Linked DNA regions of Mus musculus: region 1 is linked to region 2. Evidence: chromatin loops called from intact Hi-C (ENCODE). Cell type or tissue: heart. All regions are shown on one strand.

Region 1 (8,000 bases), 200 kb after region 2:
CTCAAACCCAGAGAAGAAACAGTGTAAAATACATTGTAAAATTATGTCCTAATAACTAATCGACTAGTATCTAAGCTTTCTAAATGTATTCACTGTTAATCATGATTATTATGTCATTTTTCCTACATGAGCCTAATGCTGCTCTAAACCAGTGGTTTTCAACGGTGGCTGACATTATCAGGGCCCCTGAGTCAAAGCTGATTTGTTTCTGTTAAGACATTAGATACAAATGCAGTTTGATAAACCATGGTCTCTTTTAAGTCAACTATCTCTAATAATTTCAAAACTTGTGGCTGAAGAGATGGCTCAGTGGTTAAGAGCACTGACTGCTCTTCTAGAGGTTCTGAGTTCAAATCCCAGCAACCACATGGTGGCTCCCAAACATCTGTAATGGTATCCAACGCCCTCTTCTGGTGTGTCTGAAGACAGTTACGGTGTACTCACATACATAAAATAAGTAAATAGATCTTTATTTTTAAAAAAAAGAATTTCAAAACTGTAAAATAATGTGTATTTCATTAAAGTTTCCGTGTAGCAAATAGGGCTACTTCATGCAAATACATTATTTCATATTGACTTGTAAGATATTAGTTAGAGCAATCTTGCTTCAGCCTCTAGAGTAGATTAACTTCAGCTATATCATTATGCACTTTTTAAATTTCCAAATTTTAAATAAAATCTCTCAGTAATTTTTAAAAGTAAGAAGGAGATCCAATCCAAAGGTTTGAGGACAGTTGTTATAATCAGAAAGTCTTACCTGGCATGATGGCGCACACCTTTAATCTTAGCATTTAGGAGACAAAGGCAGGCAGATCTCTGTGAGTTCAAGCTCGACCTGGTCTATATAGTTAATGAGTTCCAGGGCAACCAGAGATACATAGTGAGATCCTGTCTCAAAAAAAAAAATGTTCTCGTTATGTGTACTAGGGGATAGCACGCAGGCCCTTCTACATGCTAGGCAAGAACTAAGGAACATCTTGGTTAAATTCTAAATTAAAAACTAATAAATGTTGTTTGGTATTCCACAAAAAAGAGAACTACATTATTGTCATCTTCAAGAATCAATAAACTCTTACTTTGAAGCATCCTTTTATAGTTCAGGCTTGAGTTCATGTGACTTGGGCTCAAATAGCACTACCGCTGTGTAGCAACTTAGTTAAGCTAAAAGGGAAAGGGAATGGAAAGAAAACCCATGATAAAATCAAGCACCACTGTTTTGAAAGACTGCAAGGATGGGCTTTTATTTCATTAAATGTCCCGCCTAGCTGGAAGGTTCTTAATGACAATCTGGAACACAGAGTCATTCGAAACAAGGGCTGCAGACAAATTATATAACCACTAGAGCTGAAGGAAAGAACGTACCAGGGAAGGGACGCCCCAAAGCTAAGCACATGCAATCTCAGGCACAGCGATCTCATGTCTCTCACCTTCCCTTCTTCCTTCTGCTCTGGACTCAAGCGAGAGCCTGCAGCACTGGGACAGAGTGGGAGCCACACTTAATGGTTAATCCCTTTGAAAGAGCTGGATATGGGAAAGATATTAGTAATTTCTCTTAAATAACTCCTATACAGGTATTGTTTTTAATTGAACTAACTTTCATTTGTAAACAGGTCTCTGTCATAAAGAAAACTGTCATTGTCTCATGCACACACTTGCTACCATTGTACCCTGTACACACTTGCTGTCATTGTACCCTGTACACAGTTGCTGCCATTGTACCATGTACACTTACTGCTTTCCAAACGTGAGACTTCTAGAGACCTGAGAGCAGATTGAAATAGATTTACATTATGGTTCATAACAGTAGCAAAATTACAGTTATGAAGTAGCAGCGAAAATAATTTTATGGTTGGGGGCCACCATAACACAAGGAACTGTATGGAAGGGCTTAAGAAGGTTGAGAACCACGAGTTTAAAGGCTGCTGATAAGCATGATGAGCCCCTAGTTGAGTCACTGGTGGCGAGAGCACAGACAGGTGGCTTAATCAGCTGAGAAAGAAAGTAGGAGTGGCAGTGAACACAGTGGCCAGAGAACACTCAGGGATCAGAGTGAGGCTGTCATGCATGCCTCCCACCAGGAATGAAAGTCTGTCCAGTTAAGAAATAAAATAAAGGGCCTGGAGGTGCCACTCAGTCCCTAGGGCTGTTTTGACAATTACTGTGCTGTACTTCTGAGATGGAGCTATTGCTGACTAAGAAGAAAAGGGTAGCACCTGAGCCCAACACGTCCCTGTTAGGCATGGTTTCTGGTTATGGTTAGTCTTCTACTTGTCCACAACTGTGATGTAATAGGAGCCATTTGATTGGCAGACACGGAGAGTTAGGTAAAATCAATCTAGACTAATGTAGAAGACAGTTCAAATCCCCTTTGCCTGTTTCATAAAAGAATAGCACACATACCAAAGCACATATGTTATCTACAAAGTCTTAATGAAAATATGGTGTTTGTGGAAAGAGAAACTCTGAAAGACATGATCGGAGCCCTCATCAGAGCCCAGCAGTGGTCTGCTTTGTTGCCCTGGATGCTGGTCTTCTGGAACTCCACACTCTCTGTCTCTCCTAAACCCCATCAGGAGAGTCTAGTGTGGTAAGCCTTGCCATTTCTGGGCCTACCTCTGGCCTCGCTATAACCACTCCAAGCCTCTCCCATGCAAGATCTTAGGTTGGTAGAAACCCAGATGGGCCCTTAACTAGTTACTTTTCTCATTGCCATGAAACATACCCGACAAACAAACTTAGAAAAGAAGCCCTGATTAGGGAAAGCTGGCTGGTCAAATTAGATCCACAGTCAAACAGAAAGCTGTCCTCATCTAACTTGGTCTGGGACTCCCCAGTCCCAAAAAAAAAAAAAAAAAAAAAAAGGATTTCCCATATTCCAGGTGGTCTTCCCTTCCCATGAAATCTTTTTGGACACTGGTTCATAGATATGCCCAGAAGTGTGTTTCCATAGCGATCCAAAACCTAGTCAAGTTTAGCAGTAGTTACCTCTGGTGCAAGGTCGAACAGTCTTCTGAGGGGGAAGTGAGGATGATTACAGGAAAGACAGAAAAGAAGAAGCAGAGACCAAATTCCTGTCAATACTGTGGCAGTCTCAGGTTTTTCTTAGGCCTTATATACTTTATAGTATCGTGGGAAACAAAGCCAGAAGCTAACAGAAATAATTTGCTCTCCCAAATGCCTCTGTTCCTTCCACCAAGGTCAACAGAATCTTCAGCCCCTCACCTTGAGCCTCACACGAACCTCCTCTTATCACTCCATGGCTCAGCAGTCAGGAAATCTGTCAACCTGCCTTGACACTTGTGTCTCTGTCTCTGTGTCTGTCTCTTTGTCTCTGTCTCTGTCTGTCTGTCTCTTTGTCTCTGTCTCTCTCTGTCTGTCTCTGTCTCTGTCTGTCTCTCTCCCCCACTTTAGAGAGGCAGCAAAACAGCTCCTGACAACCTCCTCCCATTTACCTATTTACTTTGGACAGGGACATAGCCCAGTCTGGACCCCATACAAGGACACTGGCAGAGGGAACTCACTTGAACTGTTTCCCACACACCATGATTATTCCCAGAAGGAAGAGCCTCCATTTCTTTTGCTCAAAGATGTTGTCCCTACGTTATGTTTCCCCAAGATAGCCTTTCTTGCTCGATAAATTAATTAATTAAAAGCTCTACGGGATACGGGCTTCCCAACAGTCCCTGCAGTAAATCTCTAGGCTTGCTACTAACAGCAGAAATGTATCTCCCCCACCCCACCCCACCCCCACTTCTGGAATCCAGAAGTCCCAAGTCAAGTGTTAGCAGTATCATGCTCCCTCTGGTGGCTCTTGGTGACTTCAGTCTTTTCCCTGCCTTCTGCAGGTAAATGGCCATCTGGTCACCCTTGACTTGTGACTGTCCCCTCCAATCCCTGATTTTTGACCTTTCTTCCTTCTGCCTGCTGCCCAAGGCCTTTTTTTTCTAGACACCAGTCATTCGATTCAGACAGGACCCATACTAATGTAATATTGTATTGTTTCCAACTGGTTCATGTTTAATCATCTTATTTCCATGGTGATGTATGCCTAGAATTTGGGAAGCCAGAGTCAGAAGGATTGCCCAAGTCCAAGGCCAGCTTCATCTACATGATGTCTGAATTTACTAAGCCATGTTTATATAGGAAGAATTTGCCTTTTAAAAAAAGTTTTCCATATAAAATAACATTCTGAGGTTCCATTCTGAATTTTGGGGGGAGACACTATTCAGCTCAATATAGAGAACAATGCTTTTCAGGAAACATTTGCCCCTGTTTATGCTCTCCCCGATGGACTCATGCAATTCCATCTTCCTTTCCTCAACCAGTGTCTTAGTCAGGGTTCCCTAAAGAAACGTACAAGCAGACAGAGACAGAGACAGAGACAGAGGCAGAGGCACAGGCACAGGCACAGGCACAGGTACAGGGAGACACACACATACACACACACTGGCAACAAGATAAACTTAAACTTGCCAGAAAAATTGAAGATGAACAGGCAAAACGCAAAAGCTTCCTTCTTCCTTTTATCTATCTGCCACCAGGAGGGGCTGCACACATTTAGGATGATGGCTCTCCCCTCTTCAAAAAAATGAGATCACAACTAGCCCTCATAGAAGTGTTTTGGTTCCTTTCAGATCCAGCCACATTGTCAACCAAATCAACCATCCTCTCTAGCACAATGAGCATGGTGCTGTCCCTAGACTGTCGACTATCTGCTCAGCCTGAGTCTAGAAGCTGGTAAAAGAGAATCAGTTGCAGAAAACAAATATTTGGAAAGGAAGTCATTCCCCTCAACAGAAGAGCAGTTCCAAGAGGGAAGAGAACTGTGTGGTTCACTGATGTGTGCTCTGACTCAAAGACAACAAAGGCAGGATAGCAAGTGTTCTTCAGCAGACAGATCAAGTACTCTGGGAACGACTCTGAATTCAAGTCTTTGAAATCGTTAGTCTTGGTTAAAACCATAAAATCACCATTGTTCCACATTCTGTGCTGCTGAGATCTGATATAAAACGTTGCCAAAGCTCCTGCAAATACTGCAGTAGTGTTTCTGTGGTGTAACTCCTGAACGCTGCCATTGTAATGGGTAAGGAAACGGATGTGGCTGTGTTCCAATGAAAACCCACTCTACAAAACCATGGAGCAAGCTGGACTTGGACCAACGCCATCTTTTGCCAACTCTTTCTCTAAACAAATGCTATCCCGTACAAGTCCTTTTCTCTTCTCTCTTTGCCATCATCCTTTACTGTCCCCGGCCACCAGAACATCAGGAAGAATGTCACTTTTTCTTGTCAAGGATGTATGGAGACTACACCTGCATCTGCATGGAGAATACAGTTTGGTATTTGTTGACCGGGGGGGGGGGGGGGCGGGGGATTAGCCCACATGATCTGTAGAGTATGTGCCTCTGAAAATGCATGGAGCCTGAACAAAGCAATGCAGAAGATATGTGAAGGAAGAGGCAGCCATAGGACCACACACTGAAGACTGACAGGGCCACAGTGTGCAACTCCTTCCTGAGAGAAATACACATATACACTCTACTCTATGAAAGCTACAGTGGGGTCATTACCCAGCAAAGCTGGGCCACCCAGAATTCTGGGGGCCTAACTTTTGCTCCAGTGTGTCTAGAAGACAGGACAATAAGCCAAAGATTTAATCTTGTACCTGAAAGTTTAATGTTTTCCTTGTTTAGTCTTGGGTACAAATGGTGCTTATGAATTATTCTTCTTTCCTATGCCTCCCTCTCAGAATGGAAAGAAGGTTTTCCTGTGCCTGTCCCCATTGTTTTATTTGAGAATCAAATTGCTTGACTTATTTTACAGATCTACAGCCAACCAGGAATTTGCCTTGAGATTCGCTTATGTTTGTTTTCCATGATATGAAGACCCTTGACCTTGGCTCTGAGGTGATGCTTGAGTTTGGGACTGTCGGTATGGAGGTCCATTCGTGAAAATGAAACCATGGAGAGAACTAGGGGTGGGATGTAATGGCCAGAATGTTTGTGTCTCCCCGAGTTCTTATGCTGGAATTCTAACTCCATGGCAATTAAGAGGAAGGGCTTTGGGGAGGTTAGATCATGAGGAAAGAACACTCATAAATGAGATTACTGCTCGGAAAGGATGGCCAGTGGAGTTCAGTTAATCCTTGCCCTGATGAGAAAACAGTAAGAAGTTTGAAGTTCTTCATCTTGCCGAGTGGGGATTAGATACTCGTAGTAAGTCATGGTTGTTAATTGGAGCTTTATAAATCCCAGCCTTCATAGAGCATTTAGTTTGTTTAACATGGAGGAAACCTGAGATATTTTAGAGAGAAAAATTACCTGTAAATATGACATAGTTTAAATAAAGTAATAAGCATATAGCTTGGTAAGCATACAGTCAATGGTTCTTACTGTGTGACAGCTACTAAGCTAGATGCTGGGCTTACAACCACCAATGAGGGAGGGATGGTCCGTGCCCTGGCAGAGCTCAGGACCTTATGGTGGAGGCAGACAGGATGCAAATCTGTAGCAAAGGTCAGAGTGATGGTGTGAATACAAATAAGAAGAGGAAATGCCCTGACACAGAAGGCAAGAGAATATGCTCCCTGAGTTGCCTTCAAGGTATTTTCTTTAGAATGTATGTAATTATAAATTCTTCATTGTCTTACTCTATATATGTGTAGACATACGACCTTTCTCGTGACCTGGGGGACATCTCTTTTAAATGTAATCCTCAAGGGAGATGGCTCCCTTCTCTTCTTGTTTCCTTGGTACCACCGGGCCCTAATTACTCAACGGCACCTCTGTCTCCATCTGCCTTCTGTCAGGAAGCTAGCTTGTTTTTCCTTTAGCTCAAGCCATTTAGGTTAATGCAGGTGGTTCAAGCGAGTTACCACGAGAATTTAGGATAAGCTTTATGCTCATCCTAAAGGTGTGACCAAGGATGCTTGCCAAGCTCTCTCAATCGAGAGCCAGTTGTTTAGTTTTGGAGTATGTGAGCCATGAATTGAGTCTTCTCAGCTATACAATGTCACCCTGCACTTGTAATCTCTTACGTGGCTTGCCTGTAAGATCTGTCGATGTTAGTACGATACTTTTACACTAATATGACTTCTTTCAACTCTGTGAAAAGGATTTTGGAGGACTGGCCAGAGATTTTTGTTTTCTCTTAAACTTCCCCAACAAGAAGAATACGATTCCCCAAGTACAATTTTAGAAAGGAAGTCTGGGACAAACATTCTGGGAAGTTATCACATAGTATTTGGTAAATAAAGTGTGCCTGCCTTAGCCTAGATGTTCCATTCCTGCTATTTATCCCAGAGAAATTATCCTTCAGAAAACCATTATTGGTTGATCCCTGTGGTGGTGTTTAATGGAATCAAGCTGGGAGGCCATTATTAGGAATGTAACAAGAACAAAAGGTAACAATGGCTGGTGTATGTTATACTCTAGAATGCAGAATACAGAACCAGTTAAATAGATGTATATAGTAAAACATAGGTGTATGTCAAGATAGCATGAGATTTGAAGCTCTGAATAAGTTTATATCAAAATACCATGTATATAAATAAAAATATGGACATGGAACCCATGTAAAAGAAAAATGTTTGAAACTCATAAGAGGCATTCAGTTGTACTGCATCAACTTAGGGACTTTATACCTCAACAGCAGTGTGCTGGCAAACCCAGAGACCTGAGTTCAATCCCCAGGATTCTCACAATAGAAGAGGACAACTGACGCTTGAAAGTTGTCCTCTGTCTTCCACATGCATTCCACACATAGGCATACACATGTATGCATTCCACATGCATGCATACATGTGATAAATAAATATTAAAATACAACATGCAGTATGAGAGAAAAAAATCCTTGCCAGCTCTGCTGCCAACAGAGGAGCTGTATCCGTGACATGTCAAGCACTTAAATTTTGCTAGGCAGTAGTGGCTCACCCCTTTAATCCCAGCACTCAGGAAGAGGGGGCAGGTGGACCTTTGGGAGTTTGAGACCAGTCTGGTCTAC
Region 2 (8,000 bases):
AAAGGAGTTGAGCTTTAGCACCTAAGCACATAACAGATCGCCAAGACACCACAGCACTACAGATGCTGCCCATTACAGTTTTTTGAACATGGTAGAAAGGGGAGGTGGGCAGGGGTCTTCAGAGTATAGACAGATTCCCACGGGTGGGGGTTGCTCATGAATCTTCATCTCTGTGGCACGGGACCATTTGGATTTAAGTTGTGTGGTTAAATATTAATATAAGGCAAATTACCGGTCCTCTCAGTCTTAAGCCTGGAATTCCCTGCCCAATACAGTGAGAGGAATGTCACGAAGGCTTAGGAACCAGCAGCACAGTCACTGACAAGTGGCTAATATTGAGAAGACTTTAGGACGGCCAGTCTGTGATGGTGGGGATGGGGACAATGATATAAGTGGGGTGTGGGCCTTGCATGGCTGCTGGATGTCGTTCTGTCTGTGAAGAAGGGCCTATGTGAACATATCTCAGAGAGGTGGGTGGGATCTCACCTCCTGTCACTCAGCATTCATGAGGGAGGTGAGGGGATGCCGGTCCGAGAGCCCCCTTTAACTAATGAATTTACCGCTTCTCACAGATCCTGGGCATGTTTGATTTACCTTCTTAGAGTCTCCCACCATCCAGGAGTTGAATGGAAATTTGAGAGGATACTTGGCAAAATGGAAACTTGTGAATATGAGGGCTATTCACCATCATTCAGACAACTTGTCTTTCGATAAATCACAGAGGAAAGCACGGCCTACCTCAGAGGCAGATGGCGGAACAGTAGGAAGCAGGGCTCCGGCTGTCACCAGCTGTGCACCTGACAGAAGCCTCATCTATCACCCCCGAGATGAAATGTGAAAACAAGCCCTCACACCCAGGGTTTGAGACGATCGGACCAAATTAGTAAAAGGGCCTCATAAATATTAAGACCGTTGTAAACTATAAGATTATCTCCGTTAGGACAGGGGACCTAAATCCTGTAAATTTTAGAGTTGTTTGTTTGTTTGTCTGTTTGTTTGTTTTGAGATAGGGTCTCGTGGGCTAGCCTTGTCCTCTCTGTGTGAGCCTGGCTTCCTTGAACCCCTGTTCTATAACCTAATGCTGGGATGACAGGTGTGTATGGCAATGTCTGACTTAGCCTCTTTCTGTTACCGTTGGTTTTGTGTTGTTGTTGTTTGTGATGCCGTGCTGCTCTACAGTCCAAGGTGAGCTTTGGACTATCTTCATGCTTCTATCTCTTGACTGCGGGTATTATAGGTGTGAGCTGCCACGCATTGCTGTCTTTCACTGCAATCATATATGTCGTGCGCACACACAGACAGACAGACACATACACCCTAAACCCATGCACTCTAGTTTTATAATACATTTCAGTGAAGTAATTCAGTGATGTAATTTATAGATGAAAACTGCAATGATAGAGAGGCAGCCTCAAATCCATGTGTTTCCTACCCAGGCAAAGCTTCTGTACACTTCCAGAGGGCATCTTCAGCAGTGTCTACTGACTTCTACCCATACTGGCCTCCTAGGTCACACCTATGCCATCCGTACACCGAGTTTTGCTGGCCTAAAAGTTGGGCACACTAAGAATTCATAGACACCAGTGGCTTCAACCCCAGATACGTATTAAACTCATCCAAGATCACAAGCTCTAGGGGTGGGGCCCAGCATCCTTTGTGTTTCTTAAAGCATTCTAAGTGACTCTCAGGTATAGCTGGGGATTAGAACAATTTGCTTTAAACATAGGGAACTGGAGTGAAGGTGATGTGTTTAGAATCTACTGTAGTTTTAGTCTATGATGGAAGTTCCCACAGGGGAGGACAACAAAGGAGTAATTCATTCTCGCCACCACGGCTATCTGGTGTCACTGAACTCTCTAGTTAGCTAGTGGCCAATTTTCAAGTAAATGGCATTGTTCTATTTGAGGAAAGGAAATCAATGAATCTAATGACAATCAAAGGTCACTGGGAATAAGACCCTTTGGTAACTCTGAATCAATCTCCACAGGTAGCTACATGGTTGGAAAGGAACACAATTGCCTTCAGAGGGTAAGTGATTGCGTTTTATGCTAATTCCTGATTATTAAAAAAATTCATTTCAAAATTTAAAGTAAGCCAATGCCAAACCCTTAGCACTGTGATGCTACAAATAAAACACACAAGCTGCTATCTTTCCAAGTCTGTGTCTGTTCAAAATAGAAGACACTCAGAAACAAACCCCGATCACCAGTCTTCATAGCCATCTGAACGTGGCATTCTTATGAAGGCACAGTTGTAGAGTGTGTGCATCCAACTGATGGGTCTAGGCACACGCACCCAGAAGGAGGAGATACAAAGCACTTTACAGCCACCCGCGTCTGTGCAGCCTGTGCCATTCCATGTAGCTGTCATCGTTTCCCGAAATTACACTCCGTGGCTGCGTATTTCTTATTTATTGGCATTTAAATTGATGGCCTACCTATTTACTTTTGACAGTCATGTTTCTAATAGGCCCACATGATTTAAAGTAGACTACTGTATTTTATGCCATTGACATCCAGTTCAACAAACAAGGGCCAAAGCCAAGCGTGCTTTTAATTCTGAGATTTCTGTTTTTATCTTTTCTTAAGAAAATAAAATAAAATAAAAGTCCTTCACAATCATTAAAGATGAAAAGAACATTTTTTTTTTCTGGCTAGAAGATGATGACGATGAAGAAGAGAGAAACTAAGAAAAAAAGAAAAAGATAAAAAGAGTCACCACGTAGTGCTCTTGGTCCCCAAGGATGCTGCAAACCCCTGCAGGTTCCATCAATGTGCCTTCTTCAGAACCGTATTTGTTAAATATCAAGACATTGGATCTGCCCAACCCCGGACTTTACCTCATACAATTCATTCTTGCAAATTCTCCCTTCCTCCTCCTCCTCATGCAAGGTGAGCAAGGTGAGGGATAAAACCTTAATGTAACAAAGGAGAGCCGGATGTGTGGGATATGAGGCTGAATAAAAATGGCTGAAAAGCAAGCGAGGCTGGAGGGCGGCCACACCCAGTGCTAATATGGACCGTTTCTAAACAGATCTGTTAGACCCGAGGGCAGCCGCCACGGCTTTGTTTCTCCCCTCCATTTATTTCACTGAAAGCCATTGTTAATAAATAAATGATCTAGATTATTCCAATGACAGTCACAATAACAAGACTATTTCAAAGCGAACCACCCTAATAAGTGGCTACGCCATCATAGTCTCAGGATTTAGAGAGCTGGTCTGCATTTCCAGTTTCCTTTGTGTAATCACAAATAACAAGCCTGAAATGGGTGTGTCCCTCTCTCCTAAGGATGCCCTCTCAGTTAATGGCTCTGATCTCAACCTTTGGGCAGAAATAAATGCACTGGGATGCAGAAAAAAAAATAAGGAAGCACTTTAGCTCCTCAGCTGAGAGATTAAACAAGTCCTGAATGATCAGGCCAGAAAAACTCCCGGAGGAGGCAAATGATGCATTATTTACAATACCACAATACACAAGAAAACAAAGGGGTGAATTGGGAGGGGATAAAGGCAGGGCGGAGGGAGGGGAGGGGGCAAATATCATTCGTGTCGATTTTGCAAGAACAGGTTTACTCCCCCCCGCAGAAAGCTCCTGGGTTTAAGTAAAGCATGCATGGTCCCACAGGTGAAATGATGCACAATGGCCGTGTCCAGATCGCGGTTCCGCGTGCGCCGCAGGCATGCACTACCGAAATAAAGAGAATACCCTGACTTTTCCAGTTGCTCCACACACAGTCCATCTTGGTGGAATCGGCAGTGGCCTGCATGGTGCGGGCTTGGCGGGCTCGCCGTGGCTCTCCTCCAGGCGCTGAGCTTGCACTCCGCGTCGCTGCCCGGCTGCGGCGGCGGTGGGCTCTGGTGGCCTCGCGGCTGCAGACTGAAGCGGCCCCGGGCGCGCGCGCAAGGGGCGGGCGGGCACGAGCGCCGCAGAGCGCGACAGCGAATCAGCGCGGTCCCGGAGCCGCCGGCGCGCGCGCGTGGATGCTGCTGCGGCTGCTCTATGCGACCGCGGCGGGCGCGGGCTGGGCAGCCTTGGGAGAGCTGTCCCTGGGATGGTAGAGCAGGCGACGAGGCGCGCGCACAGGCTAGGTATGGGGATGGGGGCGGAAGAACGGGAGAAGAGAGGAAGGAAAGGAACGCCCGCGTGGAGATGGCAGCTAAGGAGACCAGGGCTATTCCTAACCAGCATGGTGCATATTCTAGAAATTTCTTAGAAACATGAAACCTGTTGTCCAGGACGTGTGACGGTACAGATGCCAAGCTTACTGCATAATGCCCACTAGTCCTCACTGTTAGCTCGCCTCTGCTGTCCCCAATTCTAAAAATGTTGGTCACAGATTGCTGCCTGAGTCTCCAAAGGAGTGGCAAATCCTTTTTCTAGTTTGGAATATTCCACAGTTATCTAAAACCTTGTGAAGAAGATTGTGGCTACCATCCTGCCATTGTCCAAACTACAGTCACTGGGTGGAATCTTACTGTAATCCCAAAGGACTACAATTCTCTACTGTTTGTAGGATGAATGAATAAATATTAGAAGATGGGACTTGTAAGTTCCAGGTTGAAGCCTGTAGGTGTTGCCATGTCACATAGATGGGGTCACTGGTGATTGGCAGGGGATCAGTGTGGGGGACATTTAAGTAGAACTCATAGCAGCAAAGGGTTTCCTGTCAACACGGTTACCCTTTGGGACTGATCACAGTAGGGGAGGGGGCTGGAGATATGTATAATTTACAGATAAGGTTGATTTCTAAGAATAGCTAGCCAGAGATTTCAGGAGTCCCAGTCCAAATGTATGTGTAGAAGGAAGAGAATGCCGGGTGGTGGCTAACTGTGACACTGCATGCTTCCATAGCAAATTCTTTATCAGGATATACAAAGATCTTGGGAAAGTGGATAGGACAGAGCTAGGTTTTGATGAGGAAAGGATAAGATAGCACTGGATAGGAATGGAATGTGGGCTCTGTTTGGAATGGGGGGGGTCCATGCAGAGACAAGACAAGCATGAAGGTAGGATGCTCTGCCTTGTGGGCCACAGAACAATATCAAAGGAAGAGTTCTTAGACACCAAGGCTACCTGTCCTGTTCTGTCTTCCTGTGACACCGTCTTTTGACACTGTCATTGAGCACTTTTCTCCCCCTCCTGGAGGAGTGGAGCCATCTAGATGCCTCTGCAGTTTTCCAAGGGAGTCTAGTCAGACTCAAATTTACATTCGCATACCCTGTATTGGCAAAGGCTTAAGTTGGTTGTGCTTGTAGACACAGTTTCTTCTTCATTTTTAGGAGGAGATGGTCTTTACAATGTCATCTTTGGAATCATGCAAATTCTTCTCAGACTGCAAGGTTCCAAAGCGACCAGCTGGGCCCCTCTGTCTACCATTGTATGGTAGCATCTGAAGTCACGCCCGAGGAAGCTCAATCATTTTGGGTGAAATGGATGATTTGACATTGCTGGGCAGCTGACCTCTCCTACCAGGGATGAGTATGGGGCTTCTACAGAGCCGAGAGGGAGCACATTATGACAAAGCACTTTTCAGAGTCACCTCTAGAGGTGTAGAGGCCTTGTTCTGCATCTCCACCTTCATCCCATTTCTTTCTTCATTCCACAGCCAGTCAATACTGGGAATTCAGTCAGCGGGTTAACTGAAAAGTCTGGTAAGTGTCCATGAGTGTGCATCAGTACCAATGTCTCCTTGTCTGATGTAGACTCAGAGTGCAGAGGGCTGGACAGGAGTTGCCAGGAGTCTGTTGCTGCCCCTGCCACTCCTCAGGCTTTGGAGCCTGGGCCACTACGAGGCACTGCCAGTTCAACAATGGCCTGAGGATTCTAGGTGAAGGTGGCAGCAGGTCCTTCCCTTCAGCAGAGGGACAACAGAGAAATAGCCAAGTTCTCGGTGCTTTCTCACATTCCCAGCAGGTCTGTGTATTGCTAATCAGACCGAATAGTGTGCACTGCTAATCTCAGCAGGAACGACAAGCTCAGCACATCCCTGGAGAGAACAGCAGTCACCGGCAAGCACTTTCTCAACTAGAGGATGTGTCATGTCAGAACCCTTGGGCCGCACTTTTTTTTTTATTGACCACAAACCTGACTTAGAAATGTTGGTTTAGCTGAATGACCGCCACATTTTTCTGAATCACGCTAAGTCTGAAGACAGCAGTTTGATGGAACGTAAAAAGTAAGGTTGTCTGGTTGTTGCAGGTTAGCAAAGTAAGGCTCTGTTACTTGTGGTACAAGAAGTGAGAGGCTTCAGATCAAGACACAGGAAATAGAGAAACAGAAACAGACTTATGGGGAAGGGGATATCTCTCGACTCAGAGTCTCTGACCCACAAATTCTTTAGATCCACATGTACTGCATGTCAGCATTGGGCATCTCTGGACTCCTGAGGTACACACAAAGTTCTAGCTTTACGTATTGGCCACTATGGAGTAAGACTTTACTTCCCACAAACATGGCCAGTGAATACTTTCTTTGCTTGCATCCACAAAGAATTGATGGGCAGCTCTTGCCAAGTTTGAAGCAGTAAAACGGGTACAAAAGATATGTAAATTTCCCTACGAGGTGAAAGCACACAGGGAAGCAGAGAAAGCTGGTTAGGAGCCGGCAGGAACTGCCACAGCCTTCAAGCTTCAAGCGAGGAACAGAAGGGCTTTTTCCACAGCCAGCTCAGAACTCTCGGTTAGGTGCCTGCCAGGAAAGGAAGCGATTTCTTTAGTTTTCAAGATGAAGTCATGCGTTACGTAGTCTGTTTTGAAGAAAAGCAAAATAGTCAAATTCTGTAATCTCATCCCAGATTCAGATAAATGCTGGGGGCTGATGTGTCCACAGTGCACACTGTGTGGTGTCTGTCTTCAATGTTCCAGAATTTTACTGCTGAAAAAAATAGTACCACCTACACGGATGTATTTATTCAACAAATATTTATCTGAGCACTTACGGCATGGTCAGCACTGCTCTAGACACAGAACAGAGCTCCCAACTCTCAAAATTCCCTGTGCTCTGGCATGGATAAGGACAGATGATAACGCAATGTTAAATACACAACAGACTCTTGTAGACAAATGTATCAGAAAATAAAGTGGAGAGAGGATGGGATGGCGGATGTCTGCTGTGTCCTAAGGAGAATCAGGAAGGGCCTGTCTACTAAGGGAAAGTTGGAGCAGACACTTCTAGGATAGGACAAGGCCCTGTTGCCTTCAAACCCCAGAACTCAGGAATCTGAGGCACGAGCGTGTAGGGCCAGCTGGGGCCACATATCAAGAGCTTGTTTCAGGAAAAATGGGAAGGACAAACAAAAGAAAAGGAGGAGAGGGAGAGAGGGGAAAGGGAGGGAGGGAGGGAGGGAGGAAAGCAAAAGAGCAGAAGAGATGATTAAGATGTAGGAGAAGGATATTCAGAAATGAGGTTCCGTGCCAGGATGAATAACTGTCAGCCCATATCAAGCATTCTCCTAGAACATCTTGATTTTTTTTTAATGCTGTGCAAAATGTTGCAATTGGAAGTAAAGGCACAGAAGTAAAAATAGACTTCATTATGATCAAAGAACACTAAGGGTTTGGCTCTATGCTATATAGAATAAGAAAATTTAAAGAGACCTCCACTATGATCTTTAACTGCTGTAAAAAGGCAGTGCATGGATTGTTACTATGGAAACTGAGGTAACGACTAGCACTTGGAATTCAGGAAACTTGTTTTCATGTGTTCTGGGTTACATCATCTCTGGGGAGCAAAGGACATTACCTTGATTTCTGGATCCATTCTTTCATCCATTCATTTGATCTACAGATATTTGCAGAGGTCATCCTAAGCATGTGTTTCTAACTACAAGGGAGCTACTCACTGGGGGCTGTGAAGTCAGAGGCTGTCAGATAAGCTGTCTGAAGAGGAGTGGATACACAGGCCACAGTGGGGAGGAGCTTTCAAGACAGACAGACATCTGAATGTAGGTGACAACTGAGTTGAGTACTGGGAAGAACTAGCATTACCACTTTGAATGAT

What was found. Hi-C counts contacts between places; a loop is a spot of excess contacts. Peaks named below come from ENCODE experiments on the same cell type or tissue, not always from the same donor. Only the 100,000 strongest peaks of a DNase experiment are listed, where the experiment ranks them.
Region 1: a loop joins it to region 2, with 2.3 times the contacts of the local background. A loop is called at or near these places in 2 of 42 quality-filtered maps.

The regions. Positions count from the first base shown.
Region 1 is chr12:72,428,602-72,436,601 of GRCm38, forward strand. It overlaps Gm33487 (a long non-coding RNA gene), which reads right to left and starts at 3,717. Exons shown (of 3, transcript XR_381676.2): 1 at 1,077-3,717. It also overlaps a transcript of Lrrc9 not described here. In heart, a CTCF peak has its summit at 3,813 (motif pointing left); no DNase peak of the experiment used is centred here.
Region 2 is chr12:72,232,822-72,240,821 of GRCm38, forward strand. The region is part of intron 3 of Rtn1 (reticulon 1); the gene reads right to left. Among named protein-coding and RNA genes, the nearest start is that of Gm52013, 23 kb to the right of the region's middle. In heart, no CTCF peak of the experiment used is centred here; DNase peaks (open chromatin) are centred at 3,960 and 6,580; H3K4me3 peaks cover 1,184 bases; H3K27ac peaks cover 694 bases; H3K27me3 peaks cover 4,198 bases.